Regions from separate parts of the Homo sapiens genome. Here region 2 is linked to region 1. Evidence: read pairs that join two places in POLR2A ChIA-PET (ENCODE). Cell type or tissue: GM12878. All regions are shown on one strand. Links, peaks and the distances in the headings refer to the core of each region. The heading gives the core; the rest is flanking DNA.

Region 1 (16,501 bases), core at 5,963-9,962:
CTATTGCATTTGTAGTCTCACATGCATAGATTACAGTTGCCCTCAATCATGTCCATTTTAAAAACAAAGGATCTTAACAATACTTCCAGAATGTGAAAAACATTAAAAGTGAAATATAAAAATGGTTCTCTTGGTACAAAGTATTAAGTGCATTTCAGAAGTCAGCATTATTTCTAACACAAAATTTTTACCAGAGTTTTTATAAGCCGATAAATGAATAATAGTATAAAATATACAAAACTATAGAATACTACACATGGATTAAAGTTGTAGATCCTTAACACTTTAGGAGAATGAGAGGTATTATATATAAACTAAATCATAAAAGAATAATTGATTTCAGGTAGAAATCTTCTAGTCTATTATCAGCATTAGATGAAATAGTAAATTTATTTTTTCTTACGTTGTATAAAGTATAGGGGTTTTTAACACATGTTTTATGAATCATTATGAAGTCTTTGGATAGGCATTATACATAAATATCTAAAATTCTGTGCTTATTTGTATGTGTGCATTATCTGTGTAGATGACCCATGTCTTTCATCAGATTTTCAGAGAAAAGAAGCCTAGATGGTTTCAAATTATAACTAGAATTTAATTAAAAAGAATTCACCACAGAGTAAAAGCTACCTGAAAGAACACCAGAATAAAATAGACACGATATTAGAATAGATTATGGAACACTTTTGTTTCTATGTAAACCTTATCTCTCAATGTTATAGAAGCCTCTCCTCTGGGACTGACCATACCACCCTGGTTTATTGCACTACTATAATTTTAGTTCCCAGCCTTCTGGCAGCATATAGTATTTATTGCCTATCTAGCTCGGGTTTGTGTAATAGATGAGACTCAGGAGGGAAAGTTTCATCTTTTCTATTATCTTTTGTAAACTGCAATGTTGATCACTTGTAAGACAGTAATAATTCAGTTAAAGTGTCATAAATATATATGTGACATAGAATGGTCTACATGGTGCATTCAGACAGAAATAGCTTAGATGTACGATGCTTATGTTGACAGTTTGAAGTTAGAGACTTTGGATCTAGAGATCCTAATAAGCAAGGAATGAATAACCACTAACTATTACTATTTTCACTCTACACACCCTGACGGATCCTTCGGTGACACAGAATAACAACTTCCACCAAAGTTAGAGAAAATATTGACAAATGAAGGTAAGGGCAATTAAATCCAGGTGTATTTGGGCGCTCTGCCATGTTGATAGGAAAAATACCTGAGACACTAATTGGGTATACACTGTAACTAACCCAGAGGAGGAAGTTGACTTTGTTCATCAGCACATGCACATCATTCTAGAGAATATGCTAATACATTGAGGGGAAGAAGAAAATAATTGATAACACTGGCCCTCTAGTCTCTTATGAATGTATATTTAGGAAGTGGAAAAGGGATTTTTGTCTTTTACTTATTTATTCAATTTATTTGCTCTGACACCAAGGATATCAATATGGGGGGACCTGAAGGCATTGTTCACGGAAGACAACATAAAGGATACTCTGTTATTCTGGAAGAAAAAATGGATTAAAATTATCATAAAAATTTAACTGTAAAGAACTTTCTGACTAAAATAATTTTTTTACTAAAACTGTGGCTAAGTGATTATAAACGTTGTTACTGAAAGTGTATTCCTGAAATGAAGACTGATATCCATTTGTTGGGAATTATATAGACATTATTATATACACATTCAGCAATCAACAGACATTTCCTTGGACTCTCTATTAATCCTGGGAGTGTGTGTGTTATGTGTGTGTCCTCAGATATATACTCAACTATATTTAACTTCTCCATAAAGAACATGAACACATTAAGTAATTAATGCTTGTCAGTTACTTTGAGTGAATGCCATTTGAAGCAAGTGCTATATCTGTGTTAAGTAACAATAATAATCAAGATAATGGGCTGTCCAATTATGTAGGTTATTTGCTAGCAGTTTTAAAACACACTGTATGTTTGCTAGGATGTAGATATTTATTTATTTTTTCTTAAGAAGGAAGACAAGCATTCATCAATGTAAAAGAAAATTTTTTTTAATATGAGAGGCATGCTGATTTATGTAATGATTCTAAAATTGTCTAATACCTACAGCACAGTCAATCAAGCTGTAGTCAATACGCTAAAGAGTAAGAGAAGGGCCAGTTCCTTGGCATTCCTTCTATTGGTTATTTCAGGATTGGAAAAACTTGCAAACCATTCTCATGCAGGAAAGCCGTCTTATTTCCCAGGTCACTTGGTCTTTCACAGACTTTTTACATAATTATTATCAGATTGCTGTAACTATAAAATTCATTTTAGTCCATTTATTCAACATACTTCTGAAATACTATTGAAATAAAGGAGGCTGGGTGCAGTGGCTCATGTCTAAAATCCCAGCAATTTGTGAGGCTGAGGTGGGCAGATCACCTGAGGTTAGCAGTTCCAGACCAGCCTGCCAACATGGTGAAACCCCGTCACTACTAAAAATAAAAAAATTAGCTGGGTATGGTGATGGGCGCCTGTAATCCCAGTTACCCAGCTACTCGCGAGGCTGAGGCAGGAGCATCGCTTGAACTGAGGAGACGGAGATTTCAGTGAGCTGAGATTGTGCCACTGCACTCCAGCGTGGGTGACAGAATGAAACTCCATCTCAAAAAAAAAAGAAAAGAAAAAAAAAAGTAAGGAGTCAAAGCAACAGGCGGCCAGAAATCCCTTTGCTCCCCTGTGGAAGACGTCAGTGAAACTGGGAAGAGGGAAGGCAGGTGACAGTAATTTCCTTTTCAAATGGACTTTCTCAAATAAGTAAACTAATGACATTTGGTAAGCATATTCCTTATCTCTAAAAGGCCCGTAGGAAGATTTCTGTGGCTAAGAATTACCTAGAATGAATAAAACCCGGGGTCAATTACATAAGGCTCTCTGAAGAGTGTCACCTGAACTATACAACTCTGGTCTATAAAGTACCTCTTTAAGATTCCTCATAGTATAAGAAATCCCATAAACCTCACCTGCAGACCTCATCTACTCTTGGCCAAAAGTGCATGTCCAATGTGGGAAGCAAGACCTAGTCAGCTGTCCTTGACATCCCAGATCTCTGCTTCATGTGCACTTTTCGATGGCTTATAATTTTGACATTATTTAATAAAGCCTGATATTGGGTAAGATCCTTGACTTAACAATTCCATGTAATTGTTATATTTTTCTTTCCAATTTTCTACTGCAAGAGCCTCTGTCAAACTATTTGTATATAAGTTGTCTTTTATCTCCCATTTTAATAAGCATATGTAACTGTTATGTTCATACTTTTTGCTTTCTACTGTCTTTTAAATAAATTAAATGAAATTTAAAAAAAAAGAAAAAAACCTCTGGGAGATAAATAATTTGAGACCAACATATTTTTCTCTAAAAACTCCTTTGTAAAAACTTCTTTGTTCTAGACAAGAGCCAAGGCCTAAAACCCTGAGCAAGATGCATGTCAGATAAACACTACTGGTGGTATTCACAACGCTAGCAAAACAAGGTGGATGTTTCCACACTGTTCCCCATAACCCAGGCCTTTAACAATACTTATCAGCTCAGACTCTCCTGTTTTCATTTTATATTCCTCACTCTATGAATCATAGCTCTGATTATACAACTTGCATCTTAAAATCTTTAGTGGTGGCTGGGCGTGGTGGCTCACGCCTGTAATCCCAGCACTTTGGGAGGCCGAGGTGGGTGGATCACCTGAGGTCAGGAGTTCGAGACCAGCCTGGCCAGCACCCCGTCTCTACTAAAAATATAAAAACTAGCTGGGTGTGGTGGTGAGCACCTGTAATCCCAGCTACTCAGGAGGCTGAGGCAGGAGAATTGCTTGAAACTAGGAGACAGAGGTTGCAGTGAGCTGACACGGTGCCACTGCACTCCAGCCTCAGTGACAGAGTGAGACTCTGTCTCTTTAGTGGCCCAACACTGCTTACAGTGTAAAGTCTAACCTTCTGATTACAGCCACAAGATGTTCAACACCATGATCTCAGTTATCTGGAAAAGAGGATGTTACAAGCTTTTCTATATAATTTACCTCTGTTGCACCAAACTATTTAGTGTTCTCAGAACACTATGCTTCAATCCAGGGCAGTTTCTCAATTTTGGTGTTCCTGTGGCTCCTTAATGCTATATATCACAACCACTGTCATAGTGTTTAGTTATAAAGACTGTGCACTGCACAAGGACACCATATTACCTTATAAACATCATAGTAAATGTCTTGTTCTAACAAAATGATCAGAATAGACCATATCCCTTTGTCTCTATTTAGAAATGTCAAACCATCTTGATTAACAAGCTTATCGAAATCATATGAAGCAGAAGAGACACTTTTTCTGAAAATAAATGGTGGAGGGCAGAGTGAAAAAAAATTGTAGATGCTTTTGGGCTGGGTGCAGTGGCTCATGCCTATAATCCTAGCATTTTGGGAGGCCAAACTGAGCACATCTCTTGAGGCCAGGAGTTCAAGGCCAGCCTGGCCAACATGGCGAAAACCGTCTCTATTAAAAATACAAAAATTATCCGGGCGTGGTGATGAGTGCCTGTAGTCCCAGCTACTCGGGAGGCTGAGGCAGGAGAATTGCTTGAACCCAGGAGGCAGAGGTTGGAGTGAGCTGAGATTGTACCACTGCACTCCAGCCTGGGCAACACAGAGAGACTCTGTCTTAAAAAAAAAAAAAAAAAAAAAGCAGATGCTTTCAGTAATTCTATCCTTTCGCTTCCTGGTAGTCATAAATGCACTTTCTGCAATTCATAAAATTTCAAAAATTTCAGCCCAGCAATATGCAAGTGTCCCATTCATAAGCAAAATCTCACTTATCCTTTCCTCCAGAGGGTGACTAGCTGAATCTTAGTTAATACATTCTTCTCTAAGTCAAGGTTTTCTGGGCAGTCTGCAGACTGGTCTGTTTAGATATGACTTCAAGGTGCAAAAGGCCATAGCTAAATAACATATTTAACCACCTCCGCACACTGAATATACATTAATGAAGTTGGAACAGGAAAATTATCACTAAAACTCCGATTTAGAAAGGGGAAGAAGGAGAAACAATGTATAAGGCATCTATCATACTTCCGAGACACGGTTTGCAAGGATTCCCTGCCAAGGAAGTGAAATGTTTCTTGGTCAACCAAAGTGAATTCTACTGATTCTCTTCACTGGAAAATTCATCCTTCCATTGCTCTTCCTACTGTTACGTGGAAGAGAAATTGAGCAGCTACGTTGCTTTACCAGCTCACTTCCTGTGTGGGTAGTTTGAAGTTTCAAATCTTAGGAGTAAAGAATCATATGAATCCTTTCTTACTTACCTAGCTTGGGATTTTTCCAGTAATAAAGTACTTCTTAAAACCACAGTAGGATGCTGGCAAATTTGCAGTCTCTCAACTCTCCAACCAAGTAACTAAAGATAGCAATCTTGTTATGTTAGAGCTGATTAATCTGGATCCTGCATCCTTGTGTTTTAGCTACAGACTTTGGTGTTCTTCCCCACTTTGGTCTTTAATAGCCTCCTTCTAGGCCTCTGCTTCCAAATTAATGGGCTTAGATAATGACGTAAGTATATTTTGCATTTTGCTACAAGACTAAATCATAGTGGGTGACTAAAGAGTGAGTGGCAATTCATTTGGTCAGGAAGATAACATAGTATAGGAAGCTTTCACACAGAGCTAGGGAAACAAGCTTCCTCTGTACCCAATGGAATCTATGATTGTGGTTCTTGCTGCTCACCCTGCCAGAGGCAAAACATCTAGCTAGTGTAGCCATAGAGAAGAATGAAATCATGTCCTCTGAAGCATCATAGCCGGAACTGAGGGCCATTATCCTAAGTCAAATGACTCAGAAACAGAAAATCAAAACAGCACATTCTCACCTACAATTGGGAGCTATACAATGGGTACACATGAATATAAAAATAGAAATAATAGACATTTGGGACTTCAAAATGGGGGAAGTTGGAGGGGGTGAGGGCTGAAAAATTACCTATTACGTACAATGTTCACTATTTGAGTGACTGGGTCACTAGAAGCCTAACTCTCGCCATTACAAAATCTATTCATGTAACAAACATGCACAAGTATCCTCTGAATATAAAATAAAACAACAAAGAAAAAGAGAGAGAGAGAAGAGAGAAAGAAAGAGGGAAATAAAGAAGAAAGAAGGAAAGAAAGATGGAAAGAGAGAGAAAGAAAGAGGGAAAGAAGAAAGAGAGAAAGAAAGAAAGAAAGAAAAAGAAATGGAGGAAGGGAAAGAATAACTTAAAAAATTCACCTAGTACGACCACCCACTATGCACGATTATCTAATTCTCATCATGGATTGCTGGCCATAGCAAACTGTACCGTTCTCTTTCCTGTCTTCTTTTAGTTAGGATGGTTGAAACCAAAGGTTAGATCTTCTTTCCTCTAATACCATATTATAAGATTTAAGCATTAGAAAACACATCCTGCTTCCAACTACTACTCAATCAAGTATCTGTTTTTTAAACACAATAGTCATTGGTCTAATCAACACTTTGCTCCTTACAAAAAGATTGTCAAGAATTCCCAATTTGAGGGAATTCTTTCCCTCTCACCCACCCTATCTTGAATCAATTGATTCCATGTTTTGGGTCTTCCAATTCCAAACAATCCCTCTTACTACCAATTATTCTGTTTTCCAGCATACTTTATTCTCAGATGTTAAATAGCCAACTCAAGCCAATTTTAGCAAATATAGCAAATTCATTAACTCATATAACTAAAAAGATAAAGAAAGGAATCTGGCTTCAGGCCCACTAGTCACACTGACCCAGAGGCTGCCTGTGTCCCTCTGGCTCAGCTCTGCTTTCACATTCATTCTCTCTCCACAACTTGGCTTTGCCCTCCTTTGTGCAGGCTTTATTTTCAGGCGGTCGCTCTTATTGCAGGATAATGAAAATTCTGCATTGTATTTAGGTTTACACATTGCCAGAAGCATGTTTTTAACAAACTATTATAGTAGGGGAGAGACAGTTGAACCCGATTATCAAAAACAGTTTTTTGTTTTTTTTTTTTTGTTTTGTTTTTACAGGGCTGGTAACAATGAACCTACAGTGAGGCAGAGAAGAAGAAAAGGAAAATAACCTGTGGGTTCTTTTACATCTTAACCCAGTAACAACCCAAGCTTTTTCAGGATTGTCAATAATTCTCACAACATTCATTTTATGACATGATTTTGAATATGTTGAAACTTACTCTAACATAATTTCAGGATGTACCTGTTTAAAAATAAAAGGAAAGTCTCCAGGGCACATCTGAGTGTTCTTTCTTCTCCACATTTCATGATGTTTGGGCAGAAACGTCAGCAACAAGCAGCACTAAAAGGAAACGAATAAGAAAAAGTGAGATTATGTAATAAAATGCCATATGTCAAAAATTCACAAGGCAAAAAAAGAGACACAAATTTAGCACATTAGAGTGGTTGTCTTTTTAGAGGGAAGTGGAAGGACTAAGAGAAGATAAAAGGGGATCTAGCCATTCACGAAGGGGTTGACTTTACAAAGAGGAAAATAACCCCCTACTCTGAGAAAGGAGAAAAAGGGCAAGTGTGAAAACTTTTGAAGAAATGAAAGTCATCTAAGGTGTGTATTTCAGTACCTGGGTATTTGGGGAAAATGAAACATGTTTCAAATGATTTCTCTAGCAAACTAACACTGGAGATGAATAATGTAAATACTGAGTACTACTGAGGAAATCAGCCACAATAGGAAAGAATACAGTTGAAATGCAGTAGGCAAATAATAATGACCCAGTATAGACATCTTTTAGAGAATAAAACATTATCACAGAAACAAAACCCAAAAACATAGTTAATGATTCAGTAGATTAATTAGTTCTTTTTTTCTAACAGATTTTTTTTCCAGGCTAAAAACAAGAACATAAAATGTCAACGGTGGGATTTACCCAGAATTGAAGATTGGCAACCTTTCAAAAAGAGAAGAGTAAAATTATTTGTGAGAATTTGAGACCATGAATTACGTTAGGAAGAAATGTTTCTTTCCCAATCCTAATGTCTCCTTCCATACAGGGAGAGTTTTCTTAGCAAATGTTTCTTGGCTTCCTTTGCTCAATTGTTCCTCTTCAGAGAGAGAGGACTAAATTCATATGATTCTCATCTAGCCCCATTCTCTCTTTTTCAGTGAGACACGTGACTACCTGCCTATAGGGATTGCATGCTTTCTGTTTGCTCTTTCATGCTGTGAAACTTACGAAGACATTATTTCCCCCTTTGGAAAAGTGAAGAGAGGAGGAAAGAGGTTCTAAAGTTTGTGAGAGTAGTAGTTTACATTTTAAAAAGTGTTCAGATTTGGTGCACTGAAAATGGAAATTGTAAGATGGATATTTGGGGAGTGATACAATGAGAAGAAGAGATCTGGCAGAGCCTTGATCAAAAGGCTTTAAATGCTGGAGATACTTTATCAATGCAGGCTACGTGGGAAGTTTGCATATGCCTGTAATTCTATGATGTGACTGTATTTTTATAGTTGTGAGCTTAACAGCTGGCTCTTCATTGAATTTTCAGGCCACATGGAACATCACTGTATTAGTCTGTTCTTGTGCTACTATAAAGAAATATCTGAAGCTGGGTGATTTACCCAGAAAAGAGGCTTCATTGGCTTATGGTTCTGTAAACTACACAGGAAGCATGATTCTGGCATCTTGGCTTTTAGGGAGGCCTCAGGAAGTTTACAATTGTGGCAGAAGGGGAGGGGGGGAGTTGGCAAGTGTTGTATGGTAGGAGCAGGAACAAGAGAGTTAGAGAGGAGGTGCCACACACTTTTAAACAACGAGATCTTGTGGGAACTCACTCACTATACAGGACTGAGGGTGGGTGGTGCTAAAACATTCATGAGAACTTCACCCCCATGATCCAATCACCTCCCACCAGGCCACACCTTCAACACTGGTGATTAGAATTCGACATGAGATTTGGGTGGGGACACAGATCCAAACCATATCAGTCACCTTGACTTAAGGTAATTGTCCTTTGGTATATTTAGCCAATTCTTGAGCTAATGAGTATGCATTTCAGAAAACGCTACCCCTTCTCTGTAAAGGCCGAGATCTTCCAAGTTGAACACAGGCTTCAGGAAACACACAGGCCTTACATCTAAGGGCTGATACAGTTTGACCTTGATCTTCATGAGGCAGTGTAGCCTGGCATTATAAATGAGTTTACATGAGAATGGATCTTCATATGCTTTGGTAGGAAGAATATAATTTGCTACTCTTCAACCCAAGACAGCTGAGTTATAAGTATACTAGAATATCCCAGTAAGTCTGGAAATAAATTGTTAGTATCAGGCCTAAGTAAATAGTAATGGGTCAGCTGCTCCAAATTTTGTTTTGCAAATCAAGGAGAAAACAATTTTGTGGATTGGCCCCATGCCCAAGAGTCATAACGTATTAAAATAATCACTGGATGAGTTTCAAGGTGATACAATTTTTATAGATGAGCCTTCAGGTGTCCTGTGTGTTGATATTAGAAGACTGCAAATACTGTATACTTAGGACTCCAGGGTAAAACATAACTAACAGTAGAAATATTAAAAGGGGAGCCAGCAGAACAGTAATAGACTGAATACAAACAGGCCTTATTGGATATTGGCCTGAGAAAAGAATATCTCCTGCATGAAGATGAATAAGAATTATTTGAACAATGAATGGATGCTATTGGCAGATACAGACATAATGATTTTATTATTATCCTACAGGAGAGCCTCATAAGACAAAATCTAAATGAGGATTTAGTAAGACAAGCAAAAATACAGATTGCCAAAATCAGGAAGAAAAGAGAAGTCTTCACAATAATCCCTACAGAAGTTAAAAGTAGTATAAGTGAACATTCTGAAAAACTTTATGCTGAGAATTTGAATAGTTAGATAAAAAAGACAAACTTCAGGAATGAAAAAAATAACAAAATTGACTCAAGCAACAAAAAACGAGATAAATCTATACCAAACAAAGTAATTAATCCTTAAAAATCTTTCTGCAAAGGAAGTTCAGACTCAGATGGCTTCACTAGTAAATTCTAGAAAACATTTAAGAAAAAAAAACAATTTTACACAAACATTTTCAAAAACAATAGAGAAGGAAAAAATAACTTTTACGAGTTCAACTCATTTTGTGAGGTCACTTTGTTAACCTGACACCAAAGCAAGACAAAGATATCACAAGAAAACTACAGTCGAATATATTTCATGAACATAAATACAAAAACCCTTAACAAATATTAGAAAATTGAAACCAGCAAGTTGTGAAAAGGATTATACCACATGGTCAAGTGAGTTTTGCTTCAGGAATGCAATGTCCGTTTAATCTGAAATCCGATTAATGTTATATGTCATATTAATAGAATAAAGAATAAAGACATAATCATCTCAATAATCTCAATAGATGCCAAAAAATTAAAAAAATAAAAACACACATCTATTCATGACAAAAACTCAACAAATCCAAGAAACTAGAAATAGAAGGGAACTTACCCAAGCTTATAAAAGATATCTTGAAAAAACCTAAACTATAGCACATATCATACAAATGATAAAAGACTAAATGCTTTCCCCATAAGAGCAGGGATAAGTCAATACTATCTCTTTCAACTTCTATTCAGCACTGGTACTGCAGTTTCTAGCCAATTGAAACTCTAGGTAATTAAAGCCATTCAGATTTTTAAAAAAGGAAATAATAGTGCATTTATTCACAGTAAATGTGCTCTTACATCTAGAAAATCCCAAAGAATTTACCCCCAACACTTCCATAAACAAAAAATACTAGAGCAAAGAAGTGAGTAGCAAGGTTGTGGGTAGCAAGATAAGCATACAAAAATCAAAAGTTAAAAATCAAAATAAAATTTTACAAAATTATGTTTGTATGTATTAGTAATGAAAAATCCAAATCTATAAAAAACTAATTTTATTTAAGAAAACATTTTCATTCACAATAATATACAGAAAATAAAATATAAAATGAGTTTTTGTCATGAATAGATGTGTTTTAGTTTTTTAAATTTTTTTGGCTTCTGTTGAGATTGAGATGATCATATTTTTTATTCTTTATTCTATTAATATGATGTGACGTTCATTGGTTTTCAGATATTAAAACCTTCATAGCCATAAATAAACTACTTAGGAATAAATTTTAATTAAAAAGTGAATGACCTTTTTATTGAAAACTACAAAGCATTGACAAGAAAAGTTAAAGACCTAAATAAACAAAAAGGTATGTTGAATTAGAATACTAAATATCACTAAAAGGGTAATTATTTCCAAATATATCTTTTTTAAATAGAAATTGACCAGCTAGAAATACAAAGAACCTAGAATAGCCAAACAATTTTGAAGAAAGAAGAATAAATTTAGAAGACATATGACCTGGTTCAACAGCTTCCCTGGAAGCTGTAATCAAGAGTGTGGTACTGGCATAAAGGTAGACACATAGATCAATGGAACAGAACAGAAATAAACACATATATATAAGATTAATCGATCTGCAACACAATTGCCAACATAATTAAATGGGGGAAAAGATAGTATATAAAAAAATGGTTCTAGAGTAATTGAAGATTCACGTTGTAGGGAAAAGGCAAGAATAAGCATGGACCCTTACCTCACACCACAAAGAAAAATGACTTGTAATAGGATATAGCCCTAAATTTAAGTGTAAAACCATACAACTTCTTAGATAAAGCATAGAAGATAATCCTTGTGACTTTGGATTAAGAAAAAAATTCTTGGATATAAGGCAAAAAGCATAATACCTAAAACAAATAAAAATAATAAACCAGACTTCATAAGAATTTAAATCTCTTGTTTTTCAAAAGACACTATTGAGAAAATGAAAAGATAAGCCACAGAGAAGCAAAAAGTACCTGCAAAACATATTTCTGATAAAAGACTTTTATCCAAAATATATAATACATTCTTACAACTCAACCATAACAGGACAATCTAATTAGAAAATGGACAAAAATATTTGAATGAACACTTAACCAAATAAGATATACAAATGGCAAATATGCACATGAAGAGGCCCTAAACATCATTAGTCATTACAGAAACAACTGTTGCAACTACAGCATGATACTACTATGTGCCTACTGCAGTGCTCAAATAGAAAATACTTTGAAATAGATGCTGATGAAAATGTAGAAAAAGTAGAAGAAGCTTTATACACTACAAGGATGTAACATGGTATAGACACTTTGGAAAAGCAGTTTTTCAATTTTTTTTAAAGTCATAAGATCCAGTAGTTTTACTTTTTGGTGGGTTAAGAAAACACGTCCACACAAAGATTTGTACTTGAATATTCAGCGCAGTGTTATTAATAATAGTCCAAAATTGAAAGCAATCCAAATGTTTATCAACTGGTAAATGGACAAACAAAATTTGGTATATCCATATGATGGAATAGTTTTCAACAATAAAAAGGAACGAAGTAATGGTATATGCACCTGCATGAATAAACCTCAAAAACATTATGCCGACCAAAGAAGCATAACTAAAAGAAACCTGTGAAATTCCATCCTAGCAGGCACTGGCTGTACCAATGTGCTACACTACAGAAAAATACTGAGTCCTAAAATATTATTTTGTGAAGGCTATGTCACTTGATAGATTCCATGTCCCAGTCCTGTAGTTCAAGTGTCACAGAAGTCTATGGAGAAATATAAATTACAAGATTTTAAATAGTGGGGTGGTCAAGAAACATGCCTGTTGACAATAGCAGTGAGCACACTGAATATCTGGGCTTTCCAAGAAGACAACAGTATTTTAGTGCTACTATCTGACAGAATGATGAGCTATGTTGTTTGCTGCCCCCACCCATGTATAATTAATTTTCCCCAGGCAGTGTCAAATTTAACTGTTTATGGAGATTTCTACTAATTGATTTCAGATTTACATGTTGCGATCTCTCTATATCTGACTATCATCTGATACCAGGGGCATCTCAGTCCTCTTTCTCTCTCAACTATCATTGCATTTCTGCCATGATCATTGGTGAAACTACGTAGGAGGCTTTTGAATATAATTTTCATTGGGAATTTTCTCCAGGAACTAAGAATCAGTCCCCAAAAAGTTTGTTGCCTAAATTTGTTGAGTGGTCAGGCTTGTGACTATTTTGATAATCCTGTATGTCCTTCTAATTCTTTGGCTGTTCTTGGAAATGAAACACATCAAAGATTCCACATTGATCTATACCTTCTGAGGTCTTGAAGGAATTGTGGTTATTTCCATGAAAGACAGCCCAGGTACAAAGTTACTAAAGGAACCCTTATCTCTATGTAAATATTCAGAACTTCTTTAGCTATGATTGCAAATAATAAGACAAGATAATGTTTAGTTTCATCAGGCTCTAAAAGATAAAAATTATTTAATTTTGTATTTTTATTACTTTTTATTTTGAAGCCTATAAACTTCTATAAATTGACAAGAAATATAATTTTTAGGTTTATATTTTTTCCTGGTTCTTTCATAACAGAAAATTTATATTCAAATTTCAGAAATGTCTATGTTGGCCTCTACTACTGAATTTCAATGTTGTCGTTTGATTTCTTTGCAGAATCTTTGATTGGCTGTATTGGGTGACGTGTTTGGATATAATGGATGATAAGAAACAGAACAGTTAGTAAACGTTTGGATTTGGGTACAAAGTAGCCTTCAATTATTATACTGTTTTTAACCATTTCAAATCTTTGGGGCAATATTTAAATGAGAACTACTGGCCACAGGAGAATTATCAAAAGAATAGTGGTTGGTTTTAGGGAAGTGACCTCATTAAGATTACAACAGTAATTTGCCAAGAGGTGGATTAAATAAACAAAAAATCTAAAAATGTTAAAGACAAAATGGTGGCAAAAACATGAAAAGAAGAGAAGCATGCCTTAGGTTTTTTGTTTGTTTTTTGGTTTGGTGTTTTGCTTGTGGCAGAGCAGGTGGAAGTTTGAAAAGGCATTTAAATTTAGGGGAGTATTAACAGGTTACAAGGTGGAAAGAGAGACAAGAGATAAGGCTTGTTAATGTTGTCCTTACAGACTAGGGGAGCATTTCCAAACTGTTTCACTTGAGACACAAGAGGTCAGCAAGGTGTCACTAGGAAAAAAAAAATTTTTTAAGGCATTTCATATACTTCTAAAACATGCCGGATTACACAACATTTATTTTTATTTTTGTAATTCAAATTGAGACCGATTTTTTTTAATTTGAATCTCAAAATTTGAGACAGAATTTTCTCAAATTGAGACAGAATTTCTCAATCTCAAATTGAGACAGAATTTTCAATTTGAATCTCAAAAGGAGGCATATAATATTGCATATTTTTCTTAATATCAATTAAGATTACCCAGAATATATGAGTGTTTTGTGGCACATGGTTTAGGAAATGTTCCTGAGCTAAGAAAGGAAGAGGCAGGGCCTAAATATTGTATCACACACAGAGAGATCTCAATGTATGTGACAGAAAACAAAAAGAGTATTAGAATCAGACATTGTGTCAGAAGGGGGATTTCAGAGTTTGTTTTATGCAACTACAGTTAGACAAGCTAAATGTTTCCTAATACAAATTCCAAATGTCTCTGTTTCAGCAGCCTCTGACTTCACAAGCACAACCTTTAATATGGGCACCAAAATTATATTACCTCTAACCTGCACATGCTCATACAGAATTTCCTTTTGCCTTATGGATCATTCTCCCCAAATACCTCCCTTTAAAATGACCTTTTCCAAGAAATGTTTCATAGCTCGCAACATAGCAGCCCAGTTAATTGCTTGCTATGGCTAGTAAACATGAACCTTCCAGATGCTGGCTCTGCAATGGAGACGAGCAACTCTACTTGGGTCTATGAGCAGCAATTCAGAAGAGACAGAACTCTTCTCAGATGGCAATATATGAATACACCTATAAGAAAAGAGTTGTGTGTTTGAAATTGTCAAAAGCTGACTCCCCAAATATCACCAACAACTTATTGAAAAGGCAAAGCTGAATTTATTGCTTATTGCAGAAAGAAAAGCAAAGCATTGCCAGTGTATCAGAAAAGAGACAGCAAGGTCACAAATTTGAAAATTGGAAATTTGATTTAAGGCAGGTCTTTCCAAAATGGGGCTTGATTAGGATTAGGTAAGAATCAAGATACAATCATTCAGAAATTGGTGGAGGCATTCAAATAATTTTAGGGCTCAAACTGAAATGGTAATTTTAAATTAACTTGTCTTTTTTTTTTAGGGACAATGTAACAAAAGTAATTTTACAGAAAACTGACCTTTGATGCTTTGATGTCTGGTGATACTTTCTATTGAGGGGTAGATGGGTCTTTGAGAAGTTTCTGTAATGAACAAATCATTTGTCTGGGCAGGAGGGTCCCTCAAAAGTAAAATGATGCTAATGAAGACGGTAAAATGGCAAAGTCCTGCTATCACGCACAGAAAGGTACGGTTTCCATCCTCGGGGTTCAGGTAGACAATCTTGGATCTAAAATTAGTAAACTGCTTCACCGAACAATACACCATAGTGCAGACAAAGTAATTCTGCTGCTGGCTGGAGGGATTTCATGCATCCTTACTAGCTTCAGAAGAAATGCTACGTGACAGGCTGAGAATCTTGCCCAGGCAGTAGCGAAGCCAGCACACAGGCATCCCTGGCTACCCAGGACAGTAGGAGCGACCTGGGAGAAAATGTCTCTGAAGGGCATGAGGCCAAGAGCACACGTATGGAGTCTGACAGATCTAATTATAAGTCTTTCCAAGAATTCTATTTACTATTTTTGTGATTTGAGTAAATTAAACTTCCCTGAACTTCTGTTTCTATTCTGATAACTGAGACAACATATATATAAGGCATCAGTATATAATACAACCCACAAATATTCTCCTCTCCATGAAAATCTATTATTAGTATGGAGAAAATGATCTAATATGAGATATAGAAAAATGTATTTAAAGGCAAATTATTTAGTAAAATAAAATGTGAACTTTTACTGAGTAATCAACAAGAATATTGTTTCCATTGTAAATATAATTGTCTGCCTAACAAAAAATAATATGTTTCATGAAATAAATATACATAATAAAAATAGAAATTAAAATAGTCTTACTGAATTTGTAATTTGCCATTAAAATCAGTTATTTATAATTACAGCTATTTCAAAAGTATCACATTTTAATTTCAGATAAACAAGCTCCTATTGCATACTTACTTAAAATAAAAGACAGCCTTAAAGACATTTAACTTAATTTCACTTGTTCAAAATTTTAACTTAAAAAAATCTCCTTGTTATTTCTAAACCAGATATATTTGGTGCAAAGATGTAATTGCAATTTTAAATTAACCCGTATTTTACCTTCTTGGACAACATAATGAAAGTAATTTGGCAGAAAACTGACCTTTTCTCTATAATCTCCAGCAAGATTGCCCCACTATAAATGAATCGATACCCTAGAATCTATTTTCAGAGAGAAAAAAAGATACAT
Region 2 (16,501 bases), core at 4,187-8,186, 180 kb before region 1:
TTTGTTAAGACCTCAGGTGATAGAATGAGTTGTAATTTCATGAAAAAGATATAATCATAAATGGTTAGATAAATTGCTAAAGCCTTTTGAACTAATGTACACGGGAACTACTGGATTATCTATTTTGCACAGCTCTTTGAGTTAAATATGTCAAACTATTTGGCTTCATGTTTTCAGTAGTGGCAGCTTGAATAGAACTGAGTTGACATAATTTCTGCTTATATTCCATCATTTGAAGACAACATAAATTTAAGAGCATGGAGTCTTGGGCCAAACACTCTGTGTTTGAATTTTGTTTTTACCCCTAGCTGGTTGTGTAACCTAGGAATTGTGACATAGCCTCTCTACATCAGTTTCCAGAATTAGAATAGTACCTTGCCAATTTCAAAGCCAAAGACTACTAGAAAGTACACCTGTGATTAAAAAAAAAGAGTTAAGTTTATTAAGTCTACTGTGGCAAAAGAGGCAGCCATATCACAAGGTGAAACATTGAGGCACCTTGATTAAAGGGAGTTAGAAAAGGCTTGTTATTACAGAATTTAATTTAGCAGAATGTTGAAGGACGATGGGGTCCCTTCTGGACTGGGTGCTACCAAAAAATTGGTGTATGGGATCTTGTCTGTAAGGGTCAAGAAAAGCAGATGAGGCTAGAGTTATCATGAAAGAAGTAGCAGTCACTTGTATAAATTGGAAACTGGAGATTTTGGTAATATTTAGTAGTTAAATAGAGTTTGTTTTTATCTTTGTTCAGTCATGACCATGAAATTGTCTTCATGGTTGCAGAGAGTTCTCATCAGATGCTAATATTGTATGCAGTCAACTGTGCTCATCAGGGGAATACCACGGCCTGACTGGTAGTTACCGGGTCAGCTGTTAGCTGACAGCTGTCAGGGATATTTCTTTTTTTCTTTATCTTTCTTTCCTTTATTTTCTTTTTTTGTTTTTCCTGTCCTGGTAAGTCTTTGGGCCAAGGGCTGAGAAAGCTAGGCTGTAAGGGATTGTTGAGAATTTGCTAATCAAAAAGCTGTGCAGGTAATATTTTCTCTAATTGAACTAAAGTTAGTCTTTCCTGTTTCAGGATAAGTTATCAAACTAATTTGATAATGGCTACACAGTAACTTTTAGGACTCTGGGAAGAACTCATCAGCTAACTGCCGTACAGGCCTTTACCAGAAACAAAATGAGTATTAGTTTTCATAATAGAAGCCGGAGACCTAGATGACCAAACTCTGACTACAAACCATATTCCACGGTTCAGATGGGTTTTTTTCAGAGTCAAGTTGTTGCTGCTGTTGTTGTTTGAGACAAGGTCTCACTCTGTAGCCCAGGCTGGAGTACAGTGGCACAATCTTAGCTCACTGCAACTTCTGCCTCTGGGCTCAAGCAATTCTCCAGCCTCAGCCTCCTGAGTAGCTGGGACTATAGGCACGAACCACCAATGCCCATCTAATTTTTGTAATTTTTGTAGAGATGGAGTTTTGCCATGTTGCCCAGGCTGGTCTCGAACTCCTGAGCTCAAAGCAATCTGCCCGCCTCTGCCTGCCAAAATGCTGGGATTACAGGCGTGAGCCACTGCACACAGCCAAGTGTTTTTGTTTGCTTATTTTTGTTTTAACTGGCCTGTTCATGGACCGTTCCATATGGGGCACCAAGAAGTTTTTGCTATATCATGCTTTCTCATCTAGCCAAAAGAAAATCAAGGGCTAATGTAATGGTACCTGGTAACACTTGAGAATTAGAGACTGGTTTGTTGGGTTTTCAGGGAAAAGTTGGTGTTTGTAGAATAAGTAGTACTGTAGGATACAGAATGTATCAGGAATATAAAAACCATTTATGGCAACAGGGGAAACAACCTTGTGTACCTTAATGAGAACAGGTTTTCTGAGTGAAGTTAAATAGAACTTACAAAGTAACAAGCTGAGTGTGACATAAAAGGATAGTCCTGCTATTGATAGGGGAATTAAGAAGAAATTACTTAGGCAGATAGTGAGAGTACAGAAGTCCTCAGTAAGGTTTTCCTTTACCTTTTGTCAAACAAAAAGCAGCCCCAAATTATTTTCCTTTCTAACAAAGAGCAGCCTGTAAAATCAAGCTGCAGACGTAGATGCTGGTAGTTGTGCCAATCATGTTCAAGATCGCAGTTCCATCTTCCCTTCTCTTTGTCAGCTGTGTGTACAGTAAAGAGCAGACAAGACGGTCCCGGCCAATGGGGAAAGTTCATTTACATAATAAGATTAGGGTGGGGCAGCCAGCCTTCCCCAAGCACTATGTAAACATCATAACTGATGGAACGAATCTGTGAGCCCTATGTAAATCAGACACCACCTCCTGAAACCTGACTATAAAATCTGGCTCATCCACCACTGGCTGGCCTTTTCCTCTGGGAAGTCCCCTCTCTCTCACTGGAGAGAGAGCTATTTTCCTTTTTCTTTCTCTTCTTGCCTATTACACCTCCACTTCTAAACCTCTCCTGTGTGTCTGTGTTCTAAATTTTCCTGGCATGAGACAATGATCCCCTGGTATCTACCCCAGACAGTGTAGCCACTTCACTATTAGTTTCCACTCTTACAAAACTGAGTTTTGATGAAAGGACTGTACTGATCTCGTTAGAAGCATTTTGTTGGCAAGGGATCAAAATCTACTTATAATGAAATTAAAAGTTGGATTAATAATGAAAGAAAAATGTAAGTACTTGAATGAACATGAAGAAGAAAATCAACCTTCTGAAGAATTTAAAGAACATTAGTTGAATTTTGAGCAGCAGGATCAGGTGAAGACTGACACATCAGCAATCATTAGGTTCAGATCAGTAGTTATGATAGGAAAACAAAACCAATAAAAGTTTTGTCTTTTTTTAAGTGGCAGTTAAAATACTATGGGGGTGGAAGTACAGGAGAGCATATTGAAAACTCTTTAATTGATTACCAGAGAGCATAGAAGTGTAACAGACAAGAATAGTATTATAGAAAAGAGAAAAAAGCATAAACGTATTGGAAAATTCATATTAACTCAACTTCTTGGTTGAAAATTACCTACTTTGTGTTGTCATCTAAACTGATATTTTGAATCAGCTATCTATTGGAAAAGAAAAATCACACTGAACAAGATTAGTAAGCAGAAATTGATTTTATTCTGATACTGTTGCAGCAATAGGGGAGAAAGCACATACCAAGACTGGTTACACAATTCTGTGGTGGTGATGACATAAAGAGTTTTTAAGAGCTAGGGTAGGGAGAATCTTAGGCCAGCCTTGGGTGTTTACTAATTTGCTTTACTCAAACAGAAATTAAATTTTATTTTATCTTCATGACAAGAGACAAGTTGACAAGTTGGATCAAGGGGCCTACCAAAGTTAGGCTCTTACGCTCCCACAGAGACTGGGAGGTCTATCTCCTTCAATAATTGCATTTGAAAGAAATTGCTTCCAAGTTCTTCAGAAAGACATTCCTGGATTGTAAAACTAGCAGCAGGCTTTAAAAAGATTTACATTTTAAAGGGACAGACAAGGGATTTTTGAATGAAAGTTTTATAATGTATATGACTAGGAAACTGAAGGTTGGGGGCTTAGTGTCCGGAAAAAAGCTATCTAATAAGTTTAGTAAAACTAAAGGGAATGTTAAGGGAGTCTTGGTCATAACTCCCAGGCTACTTGGCTTCTGGAGGTTCTGAAGGCTACTCAGCTGGAAGTCTCCCAATAGTGTTCAAGCCCAATGAAGCAGAAAAGATGGCTATGTCTTTTTAATTGGAAAAAATAAATCCAAAGATCGATTTCTTGGAGTTTTAGTGCTGTATAAATTATCATGAATTGTTAACAATACTAATAACGTTTTTCTTAGCGATCATTATTAATAGTATGACAAAGTACTTTCCATAGAGGCTGAAGGATGGATCTGTCTCTCTCTCTCTCTCTCTCCTTTCCCCACACCTCAGGTTGTACAGGAGCTGTTTATGCGGCTATCTTTAAAAAAGCTCTATTTTTCTGGCTTAAATTATTAGACTTTGTTTGTATAAGATAAGAGTTGTTTGTATCTATATTGGCTTGCTGTAGGATAGCATCTCTGATCAAACATGAGATTATAACAGGGTATGAGGTAGTCTTTTCTTAGCTCATAAAGAGAAATCTCATAGCATCAAGGCTAATAGAAAGCAATGAAAGTTCTAGATAGTATTCTCTAATATAACATTTCATACTGAGAAAATATTCTTACTTATGCTAATTAATATTGCAGCTATTAGCCTCATGTAACTATTGAGCACTTGAAATACAGCAGGTGCAATTGTAGAACTGGATTTTTATTTTAAGTTTAATTCAAATTTGAGTTTAAATAGCCACATATGGTGGGTAGTGGCCACCATATTGACAAATGCAGTTTTAGACTTCTTATAGCTTTGCCAATTTTGGTTTTGGAAGTCCATTTAGTCTCTACTTTGGTTTTAAAAGTCCATTTACTCTAATGTTGAAAAGGTGTTCAACATTTTTGAATAAAAGTTCCAGTAAAATACAATTTACCAGCAAAGAAAATTCTCAATCCATACTGAAAATAAAAGGAAAAATAAAAAGACCAAAGCATTCTAGAGCATATTTAACATTTGTATAAATAACAGTTCTTTTTTGTTTTGCTACCTGGTAGGCTCAGTAGAAGGCATTTACCCTAGCCATTGGCATTGATTTAATTCCTGGGAGCTAATATTTAAAAAATAAACTTGAATCTGTGATAATAGTGTCTGCTGAACAATTCCCAGTTTGGGTTTTTCAATATGATCCATTAAGTAACAAAATTGAATCAGGATTATTCCATGGAGTCTACAGAAGTTTTGAATAGGGTGTAGATAATTTTCTAAGAGGTTAACCAATAGAGAGATTTTTGTTCCTTAAGTGGAGGAAGGAGATTGCTGGTTTCAGATTGTTACAGTGATAGTGATTTGGGGATGGGAAAGGAATCATGAGGATATTAACATAACTCCAGGGCCTTTAATTTATCCCATAGATAGTTTCTGATTGACAATAATGTTTAAAACTGGATATATGGAAATAATTATTTTATAGACAGTTATACTAGGTTTTATTCTTAAATATGAGAATTTTTTTAAAACCAGTAAAGTATTTTATTACCTTATAAATAGTATAGAAAAGAGTTCTCCCAATAGTTTTAAAGTCATTAAAATTTAGAGAATATTAAAATATTACTTTTGTTTTCCCTACCCTTTCTCTTACCCTTAAAAAAAGAAAAAAAAATGGGAGGTTCAGATGGGAGGATCACAGAAGGTTGAGGCTGCAGTGAGCCATGATTGTGCCACTTCAGTCTGGGTGACAGAGCAAGACCCTGTCTCAAATAATAATAATAATATTTTATTGCTCAGCAGTCCAGGAAGCAAAAAAATAATTTAGGCATAAAAAGAAGTCTTAATAATTTTACTATTCTGAATTTGTATCCAAATTCAGCATTTTTCAGAACAGAAACAATATGAACATAAGGCATTAGTAAATGATCACAAACAATATTTTGAAAACATACTACATCAAGAAATAATGATTAATAAGAGCTTTTTTATTGCCTGACAAAATCAAGAAGTTAAAACAACATTTATTGAAATAAATCTGCTATGTAGATAGAGTATAACAAATTTTTACAAAAAAATACATATTTTAATTTTGTGGGGAGCACAACCAATGAAACAATATGCAAGTAACAAACATATTAATATCCTATTATGTGCATATATAGAGATATGCTGTATGTATGAATATGCAAATCCCTTTTTTTACTCTACCATTTTCTGAGACATTGTCTTTCACCACTCCAGGTGGAAAAAGTTCTTGCCTTTACCACAATTATATTTCAGAATATAATAGGAAAGAGAAAGTGAAAGACAAATAGCTTTCTTCATAAAGAAGAAACTTGAAAGTTGCATATATTAATTCTTTTTGCCTCTCATTGCCCAGAATTTAGTCAGCTAGCCAATTTTTGATATAAGTATGGTTAGAAAATATACCCCGTAGCCAGGTTTCATGTGCCTTTCTAAAAGCAGCAGGAAACTTGAGAATGGGAGTTGATGATGATGATGGAATTCTACTGAAAGACAATTCTTTGTTGCATGCTATTAAAGAAGCATTGCTAAATAGCTAGATAATATCTATATATCTTTATATGTAGTTGTACATACATTCTTTTTACCTCTTGGTGAGTGAAGTTTCCCTTTTAAGTGAATTTACTTTTTTCCCCCTCATCTACCATGTCTTTACCTACTTCCCTTGCTCATAAAAAAGACTAAAATGTAGGTCCAGCCACAAAATGATTCATACCTCATAGCTTCTTTGCACACAGTAAATGCTCAGCCATATGCACAACTGAAGTAATTAAGGAAGTTGTGGCAAACATCCTGCATTGCTGGGTAGCAGCTTGGCTCTCAGTGGTATCATAACATCTCGTGCTGGGCTAAATAGACTCTGAGAAAACAAATGTGTTGCTGGGCAGCGTGAGAATTCAAAGCCAGCTTGACTATTTAGTGTTCCAGTACCGAAGCCAGCAGTCTGTCTATGTACCTCTTTGGGAAAGTAGAATTCTACCTTGGGAGAAAAGTTACATATTTGCAAGTGAGTTTCCAAATGTAAAAACTGTGAAAATATTGCCTTAGAATTTATATTACTTTTCACTGTTACTGGCAAAGAATTTCTTCCAGGAGGGAATAATTTTACAAAAAAAATGATAGTTTTCTTGAGAAAACAAATCTCTCCTAAATATTTTTTCTGTTTTAGGGTTCTTAACTTCATCATACAAGCCATTTCTATATGTTTATTCTAAACCTAGCCCAATGAGAGAGCTGGCAGTAAGGCCATTCATTGCTTCTTCTTCTTGTCATTTTTTTCTTTACAAGATGTGCTATCAAAAAACCATTTAGTGATCAAGTTCTGTATGAACTGAAAATTACATAAATAGCAGGTAAAAATACGCTTTAAATTATAAATTCCAGACCAGGCATGGTGGCTCACACCTGTAATCCCTGCACTTTGGGAGGCCGAGGCAGGCGGATCATGAGGTCAAGAGATTGAGACCATCCTGGCCAACATGGTGAAACCCCGTCTCTACTAAAAATACAAAAATTAGCTGGGCATGGTGGTGCACGTCTGTAGTCCCAGCTACTCGGGAGGCTGAGGCAGGAGAATTGCTTAAACCTGGGAGGTGGAGGTTGCAATGAGCCGAGATCATGCCACTGACTCCAGCCTGGCGACAGAGCGAGTCTCCATCTCAAAACAAACCAACAAAATATAAATTCCATAAGGATAGAGGGTTTTTTTTTCCCTATCTTGTTTAATGCATATCCAAGAATATTGTCTGCTTCTTAGTAATCACCCAAATATTGTTTAATGAATCTCAGAGATTGTTCATACAAAATTCATCTCCTAAGTGAGTGGAAGTATTCTGTCTTAGGCTAAATCATGTTTGTTTCTTATGGAGTATACTTTTTAAGAAAGGTGGAAGTTCTAGGAATGGAGGTTTAGAAGTGGAATAAGGAAGGCTGGATGCAGTGGCTCATGCTTGTAATCTCAGGACTTTGGGAAGCTGAGGCGGGCAGATCACTTGAGGTCAGGAGTTCGAGACCATCTTGGCCAACATGGTTAAACCTCGTCTCTACTAAAAATACAAAAATATTAGCTGGGCGTGGTGTTGCATGTCTGTAATCCCAGCTATTTGGGAGTCTGTCCAGCCAGGGCGACAGAGTGAAAATCTCTCTTAAAAAAAAAAAAAGGAAAGTGGAATAAGAGGAGCGGGTAGAAAGGGGTGGTATCAGGTGCATTCATGACAACCAGTGAATATACATAGGAAAGGGAACTGCTCCACAATGAACAACTAGAAACTTCCTCTGGCCTGTGAGATAAGTGAAAGCAATGTTGGCATTAATTATGTTCACATCTATTTCTATAAGATGAATAACATTCCCAAAGGAGGAAAAAAAGGGCTGGGTGCAGTGGCTCATGCCTGTAATCCCAGCACTTTGGGATGCTGATGGGGGAGGACTGCTTGAGTCCTGGAGGTCCAGACCAACCTTGGCTACATAGGGAGACCCCATCTCTACAAAAAATATTAAAAATTAGCTGGGCATGGTGGCACATGCCTGTAATCACAGCTACTTATGAATTAGATGGTAGGATCACTGGAGTGCAGGAGGTGGAGGCTGCAGTGAGGTGTGAGACCCTGTCTCAAATAAATAAATAAATAAATAGCCCAGGACTTTTCAGGAGTTTTAAGAGTCTGGGTTTCTTCCATTTTTGGAGACAACTACTACTACATTAGAAAGGTCAAAAGCTATCAAGAGGGTTTAAAATGTGGTGTATTTAAAACGCTTATATTGAACAGAATGACATGCTTGGCAAATACACACATACCAACATACATGAAGTTTCTATACATATGCTTCATTTGAAGACAAAGACAAAGTTCACATCCTGAGCCTGCTGTGAATGTGAGGCACAGGCCAAATAGTTCTTTGGCACCTTCTCAAATAGACCCTGCCCCTGGCAAACCGCTCACTCCAACTCTCCCTTCCGAAGTCTTCCCTGATACTCTGGGTAGACTTGGGTGCACTTTCAAATCTGTTTTTTTTTTTTTTCTTTTTAAAATTTTTGCATAATAACATACAAATCATTTTAAGTTTTTGCTTCCGTGTCTATTCCTCCTTATTAAAAAGCCTGTGAACACAAAAACAATGAGCAACATAAAATATTCTTCTCCCCTGTCCAAAGAATGAATGAATGAATGTATCTTGTCCCCAAGTTCTTTCTCCTTCTTCTGAATTTTCAGTTCTATTTAACTCTCCCAAACAAGGATGATGCCTATGGCTTAGTTTGTCAGAATAGACTTTACTATCTAACTGCCTGCCTTTATCTAAACACTCATTAATATTATCAGAAACATTTTAGTATCATTCTTCCAAGTTAAAATTTTAAGAAAATATTTTTGTCACATTCACTTGATTGTCCAGAATGGCCCTTTAGCAAAATTAAATGATCCAAGAAATAATTTCATTCAATATAGAGGAACAGATCAAAGTTTGAAATAGAATATTTAAAACTGAAATGCAATTTTTATGAGTAGTATTTACTTACACATGATATGTATGCAGAAATTCAAGAAGTGATATATTATGTTTCTCCCTGGGGCTCCACAATAATGATATGGAAGCTATGCTCCACTGTGTGGGAATGCTTTACTGTGACTTATTCTGAGCCTCTGTATATTCCCACACTTACAAACTGCATAATAAAAACACTAATTTTTGTTCTCATCAATCCATCCCTGACTTAACTATGGTTTGATTACTTAGGATATTTGTATTCTTCTGTCTCTTCTTTATTCTCTGAATTTTGTTATAGACATTCTCTTTTCCGTTTATAATAAAATGAAAATATTACACAGTACAAAAGAAAATTTATGTGGGTTTTATATGAAACCTATTTTTCTCAATATACTAGAAACTAGTGTACACTAAGCTGGCATACCTTTTTTTTTTTTTGTATTCTTTATTGAAGCTGAGAATGGCTTTTCTTCATCTATGAAAGGAACAGAAATCTGAAAAGGCTCAAGTTCAATTTAAAGCCTAGGATGTAAGCATTTTGAATGGGTATTAAATGGAACAAAAAAGCTTTTCCTCATTTCTCTTGAATTTGTTATTATTTTTATTCTACTAAAAAGGTGTGATCGATCTCTTCTCTGTACCAAAATAATCACATATTGCTTCAGTCAGCAGGTGAAAAAGGGGGCAGTTTTCACAAAATGGCTTTATGACCAGTTCTATAAATACCTACAGTTTGTCTTCCTTGAGACTGTGCAGTGTCAGATGACCTGGCAAATGCCTGCTAAGGGCAATATCTGGATCTATGCTTATGTACCTACATTAACTACTTGCAGGGGTTCATCCCCACAATATTCACAAATTAAACTGAATTACACATTTGTTCCTTTACTATGCCCTTGACTTTATGAGCTAATGAGAAAAAGTTAGGTATAAGCAAATATGACTTTAGAATTCATTGTAACTCTTAGATAAATTGACTTTTCTAGTTACTATTAGACTAATATTTTGCTTGGACATTTACATACTAATTGATCAGGAGCATGGGGAGGAAGGGAAGAATTTTAAAGCATATTTTCTGGCAAGAGAATGACAATTTAATATTTAACTTTGCATTGAATCAATCTTAATCTTGTGCTGCAAGATGGATTCCCCAGGAAACCAGTCTCTGAGATGAAGATTAGTGAAAATGAGATTTACATTGGAGGGTGTTGGAATAAACACTTGTGGAAGGGAAGAAATAAATTCCACAGAAGGAGGAAGTCAAGCTGTGGTGTAATCTCAATAAAGACTCAGTTGACCTTACATGGAGTTCTATTTGCATTGAGGAGAAGGAGCTGGGCCTGTTGATCATACTGATAGTTGTTATTGGATAAGGACGGACTAAAGGTGTAGCCTTCGGCACAGTAGCTCTCTAAAGTTAAGGCAGACCCTGAAGGATTGACAGCTGAGGGCTCCCAAAGCTGGGGGAACAAGTCCTTCATTTTTGAAAGAGGATCTGGGTAGCACAGTGTCCACCGCAGATGGGCATGCCATATGCTGTGAATTAGTCATGTCAATTGTCTCCATTTAGATTCAAAAAGAAAAATGTTACAGGAAATTATGTTAGTAGTTTAAAGTTCATTAAGCAGCATAAGCAAAATTATTCTGGTCAACAGTATGCCTATTATACTAATTGCATTTTCTGTGGTATTTTGAATAAGAAATAATTTGTGGGTTTTTTTTGTTTTATTTATTTATTTATTTATTTTTTATTTTAGTATTTATTGATCATTCTTGGGTGTTTCTTGGAGAGGGGGATGTGGCAGGGTCACAGGATAATAGTGGAGAGAAGGTCAGCAGATAAACATGTGAACAAAGGTCTCTGGTTTTCCTAGGCAGAGGTCCCTGCAGCCTTCCGCAGTGTTTGTGTCCCTGGGTACTTGAGATTAGGGAGTGGTGATGACTCTTAATGAGCATGCTGCCTTCAAGCCTCTGTTTAACAAAGCACATCTTGCACCACCCTTAATCCATTTAACCCTGAGTGGACACAGCACATGTTTCAGAGAGCACAGGGTTGGGGGTAAGATTATAGATTAACAGCATCCCAAGGCAGAAGAATTTTTCTTAGTACAGAACAAAATGGAGTCTCCTATGTCTACTTCTTTCTACACAGACACAGTAACAATCTGATCTCTCTTTCTTTTCCCCACATTTCCCCCTTTTCTTTTCGACAAAACTGCCATCATCATCGTGGCCCATTCTCGATGGTCGCTGTCTCTTCAGAGCTGTTCGGTACACCTCCTAGATGGGGTGGCCAGGCAGAGGCACTCCTCACTTCCCAGACGGGGCAGCCAGGCAGAGGCGCTCCTCACATCCCAGACAATGGGTGGCTGGGCAGAGGCGCTCCTCACTTCCCAGACGATGGGCGGGCGGGCAGAGATGCTCCCCACTTTCCAGACAGGGTGGCCGGGCAGAGGCGTTCCCCACTTCCCAGACAGGGTGGCCGGGCAGAGGTGCTCCCCACTTCCCAGATGGGGCGGCCGGGCAGAGGTGCTCCTCACTTCCCAGATGGGGCGGCCGGGCAGAGGCGCTCCCCACTTCCCAGACGGGGCGGCCGGGCAGAGGTGCTCCTCACATCCCAGATGGGGCGGCCGGGCAGAGGCGCTCCTCACTTCCCAGACGATGGGTGGCCGGGCAGAGGTGCGCCACACATCCCAGATGGGGCGGCCAGGCAGAGGCGCTCCCCGCTTCCCAGACAGGGAGGCTGGGCAGAGGTGCTCCCCACTTCCCAGACAGGGCTGCCGGGCAGAGGCGCTCCTCACTTCCCAGACGGGGCGGCCGGGCAGAGGCGCTCCTCACTTCCCAGACGATGGGCGGCCGGGCAGAGGTGCTCCACACATCCCAGACGGGGCAGCCGGGCAGAGGTGCTCCCCACTTCCCAGACAGGGCGGCCGGGCAGAGGTGCTCCCCACTTCCCAGATGGGGCGGCCGGGCAGAGGCACTCCTCACATCCCAGACGGGGTGGCGGCTGGGCAGAGGTGCTCCTCAGTTCCCAGACGGGGCTGCCAGTCAGAGGCGCTCCTTGCCTCCCAGATGGGGTGGCAGCTGGGCAGAGGCGCTCCTCACATCCCAGATAGGGCGGCCGGGCAGAGGCGCTCCCCACTTCCCAGACGGGGTGGCAGCCGGGCAGAGGCGCTCCTCACATCCCAGATGGGACAGCCGGGCAGAGGCGCTGCTCACTTCCCAGATGATGGGCGGCCGGGCAGAGGCGCTCCTCACCTCCCAGACGGGGCGGCCAGGCAGAGACGCTCCTCACCTCCCAGACGGGGTGGCTGGGCAGAGGCGCCCCCCACTTCCCAGACGGGGTGGCCGGACAGAGGCGTTCCCCACTTCCCAGATGGGGCGGCCGGGCAGAGGCGCTCCCCACTTCCCAGATGGGGCGGCGGCTGGGCAGAGGCACTCCTCACATCCCAGACGGGGCGGCCGGGCAGCAGCGCTCCTCACTTCCCAGACGGGGCGGCCGGGCAGAGGCGCTCCTCACTTCCCAGATGGGGTGGCTGGGCAGAGGCGCTCCTCACATCTCAGACAATGGGCGGTCAGGCAGAGATGCTCCTCACTTCCTAGACAGGATGGCGGCCAGGCAGAGGCGCTCCTCACTTCCCATTCAGGGCAGCCGGGCAGAGGCGCTCCTCACTTCCTCCCAGATGGGGCGGCCGGGCAGAGGCGCTCCTCACATCCCAGACAGGGCGGCCGGGCAGAGGTGCTCCTCACATCCCAGACGATGGGCGGTCAGGCAGAGACGCTCCTCACTTCCTAGACAGGGTGGCGGAATTTGTGTTATTTTTGCAATAAGCATGTTAGAGATTAAGGAAATAAAGATGAATGAGATAATAACATAACTCTTTCTAACAGAAAGAGTTTACCCCAATCTAACAGAGTTTAGAGGAGACAGGATGGTAACATGAGTAAGTATTGTGTAATGATGGATGTTTATACGTAGGAGCAGAGAAAATGTTAGGACTTTAGAAGAGTTCAGAGTTCACTGTAAAATAAATGCTTCATACCTAAAGGGCATTTGGACTAGGCTTTGATGAAAGAAGAGTGATATGGTTTGGGTGTGTCCCCATCCAAATCTCATCTTGAATTATAATTCTCATAGTCCCCACATGTTGTGGGAGGGACTCCATGGGAGGCAATTGAGTCATGGGAGTAGCTACCTCCATGCTGTTCTTATGATAGTGAGGGAGGTTTCATGAGATCTTATGGTTTTAGAAAGGGATTGTCCTCTCTTCTCTCTGCACTTCTCCTTCCTGACACCATGTGAAGAAGGATGTGTTTGCTTCCTTTTATGCCATGATTGTAGGTTTCATGAGGCCTCTCCAGCCATGCTGAACTGTGAGTCAATTAAACCTCTTTCCTTTATAAATTACCCAGTCTCGGGTGTGTCTTTATTAGCACCATGAGAACAGACTAATACAAAGAGGGTTTGGTTATTAATAATAGATACTGCCTAGATGTGGCAAGGTATTATAATTTAAGTAAAATAAACAAATACATGAGTTTAGAAAGAACTGGCTGTAGAAGATAAATCAGTATGGTCAGAGCAAAAGGTGTGTGATGGTGAGAAGATGATGATAGAGTGGGTCAAGTTAGGCTGAGGACAAAGAAAGATAAGCCCTAGCTTTTAGGTGTAGAAATTTTAGGTTTTTCAGTTGTAATGAGTGAAAAGAAAAAAATAGTGTCAAAATTGTCAACTGAGACTTCTATACTCTGTGAAAATATAATCCAAATATTAAGACAAAATAAAGATACATAAAAAACAAATCAAGATAATTCCTTGCTAGAAGCCTTTCATTACGAGGAGTACTAAAGGAAATTCTATAGGCTAAGGGGAATTAATTCCAGAGAGCAGGATGGATCAACCAGACAGAATAAAATGCATTAGCTACTACAGTGGTAAATATAAAGACCTTTTTTGCTTATATTTCTTTAAGATTATTGGTAATAAAAAGCAAAAACAATATGTTGTGAGTTTTACTATATACATATATAAATAAAACAAATGACATCACAGATAATTGACAGGATAATGGAATTACTATTGTAAAGTTAGTACATTGTAAATGAAATGGTATAATGCTAATTCCAAATAGAATGTTTTCCGTTAAGAGTGCATTTTCAAATCCATAGCAGCGTTTCAAAAGGTATTTTCAGATCCCTAGCAAGTGTTTCAATAGTGGGGTGTCTTGACTTGCAACATCAGCATTACATGGGAACTTGCCAAAAATGCAAATTCCCAGAGTTTTTTAATACCTACAAAATTAGAAACTTTGGAAAGAAGTAGTGCCCAATCACTCATATTTTAATAAGTCATCTACTTTTTTCTGATGCATGCTAAGATTTGAGCATCAGTGTGGGTATGAGCCCAGGCATTGCCACAAACCGATGAGGGTGTTTTTTATTGATTTAAATAGTCGGGAAGGCCATCTGGTAATGTATATGTTCATGTCACATTACCAGTTTCCCTGATAATTTTTTATCCATAAATTTACTTGAAATTTAAATTTGCAAAATGTGCATTAATAAATGCACAAAGATATTCATTGCACATGATTTACAATGTCAAATACATGGAAACTATTCTCAGCAGAAAGGAAAATGTTAGATCAAGTATAATACAGTCAAATTATTCTGCTATTAAAATGGATGTTAGGCCTATTTTTGTGGACAGGAAAAGCTGTCCAAAATATGTTATTCAATTAAAATATGGATTGCAAAACAGTATGTGTAGTGAAATTCTATTAATGCAAATATGCATCTGTTTATAGCTTGGATAATTATATTTCTGGATTTTAAAATTATGGTTGTAAAAGATGAGTTTAAAACATGGTTAAAAGAAAAAAAGCAAAGAATTCAAAAGAGCCCAAAATGAAAATTTTTAAACAAATCATCTAACCTTGAATTTTCCTTCCCTGAAGCTAATTATTTATATTATTTTATTTTATATATATTTTTTGAGGTGGAGTCCCACTCTGTTGCCCAGACTGAAGTGCAGTGGCGCAGTCTCAGTTCACTGCAATCTCCCTCCTGAGTTCACACAATTCTCCTGCATCAGCCTCCCAAATAGCTGGGATTATAGGCATGCACCACCATACTCATACTCAGCTAATTTTTTTTTTTTTTTTTTTTTTTTTTTTAGTAGAGACAGGGTTTCACTTTTTTGGCCAGGCTGATCTCGAAATCCTGACCTCAAATGATCCACCTGCTTCCGTCTCCCAAACTGCTGGGATGACAGGTGTCAGCCACCAGACCCGGCCTTAAACAAATTATTTTAAATGCTTATCTTAGATCTATAGTCACTTGAAAATTCTAATATGCTTATATCTCTATGTCTTGATTAATCAAGTGTAGACAGTAAACATTGAATCTCTACTTCAAAAAAGAAAATATTAGTTCATTTGTGTTTTCCTTAAACTACATTCTTCCCTTCTCTACATTTATTCAATTTGTAATTGTTTCTTGGATCAATTACCTTAAAATTTTTAATTATGCACTTCAGCTTCTGATTCTTGACCAGTCAATTTTAGGCAGCTAATTCCACAATGTATAAAATAAAAAGTAGCAACTTAGATTTCCTTCTTTCTATTTTCTTCCTTTCATTTTCAACTTCTGCCAACTCTACCGTTATTTTTATATTGACAAGGTTTAGAACATGTACTTAGAATTTTAGAATAGAAATTTTGATCAAACCTTTGTTGATTGTTCTACTTGCTGCGCAGAAGGTTTTTAAGTTGAAGGTCTTAGATTTATGTATTTAATTGAGTTTTATGTTCATAATTTATATGAACATATGTTTAATTAAATTTTATGTTCATAGTTTGATTTAAAATTTGGAGATTAATCAATGAATGGCATTCAACATATTGATTATAAAGTTCAATTTTCTTTTCTTTTCTTTTTGAGACAAAGTCTCACTCTCTTACCCAGGATGGGGTGCAGTGGCAAGATCTTGGCTCACTGCAACCTCTGCCTCCCGGTTCAAGCGATTCTCCTGCCTCAGCCTCCCGAGTACCTTGGACTACAGGTGTGCACCAGCATGCCCTGCTAATTTTTGTGTGTGTTATTTTCAGTAGAGGTGGGGTTTCACCATGTTGGCCAGGCTGGTCTCGAACTCCTGGACTTATGTGATCTGCCCCCCTCGGCCTCCCAAAGTGCTGGGATTAGTCATGAGACACCGTGCCCAGCCTAATGTTCAATTTTCCATCAAGTAATCTGGTAGGATGGATCTGTAGAGAAGGAAATATCACCCTATCACCCTGTGACACTAACCTAGTGCAACTTCTTTATATTTATTTTTATATTTTCAGTTTTTGTGGGTACACAGTAGGTATACCATATTTATGAGGTATATAGGATATATTGATACAGGTACATGAAGTGTAATAAT

Evidence for each region. Peaks named below come from ENCODE experiments on the same cell type or tissue, not always from the same donor. Only the 100,000 strongest peaks of a DNase experiment are listed, where the experiment ranks them.
Region 2: POLR2A ChIA-PET joins it to region 1 with 5 read pairs; 2 of 35 experiments call an interaction of 5 or more read pairs at or near these places.

The regions. Positions count from the first base shown.
Region 1 is chr1:187,434,481-187,450,981 of GRCh38, reverse strand. LINC01037 (long intergenic non-protein coding RNA 1037) reads right to left here and starts at 7,354. Exons shown (of 3, transcript NR_132374.1): 1 at 7,256-7,354. In GM12878, for the core only: no CTCF peak of the experiment used is centred there; a DNase peak (open chromatin) is centred at 7,474.
Region 2 is chr1:187,612,054-187,628,554 of GRCh38, reverse strand. No RefSeq gene overlaps it. Among named protein-coding and RNA genes, the nearest start is that of LINC01037, 180 kb to the right of the region's middle. In GM12878, for the core only: no CTCF peak of the experiment used is centred there; a DNase peak (open chromatin) is centred at 6,374.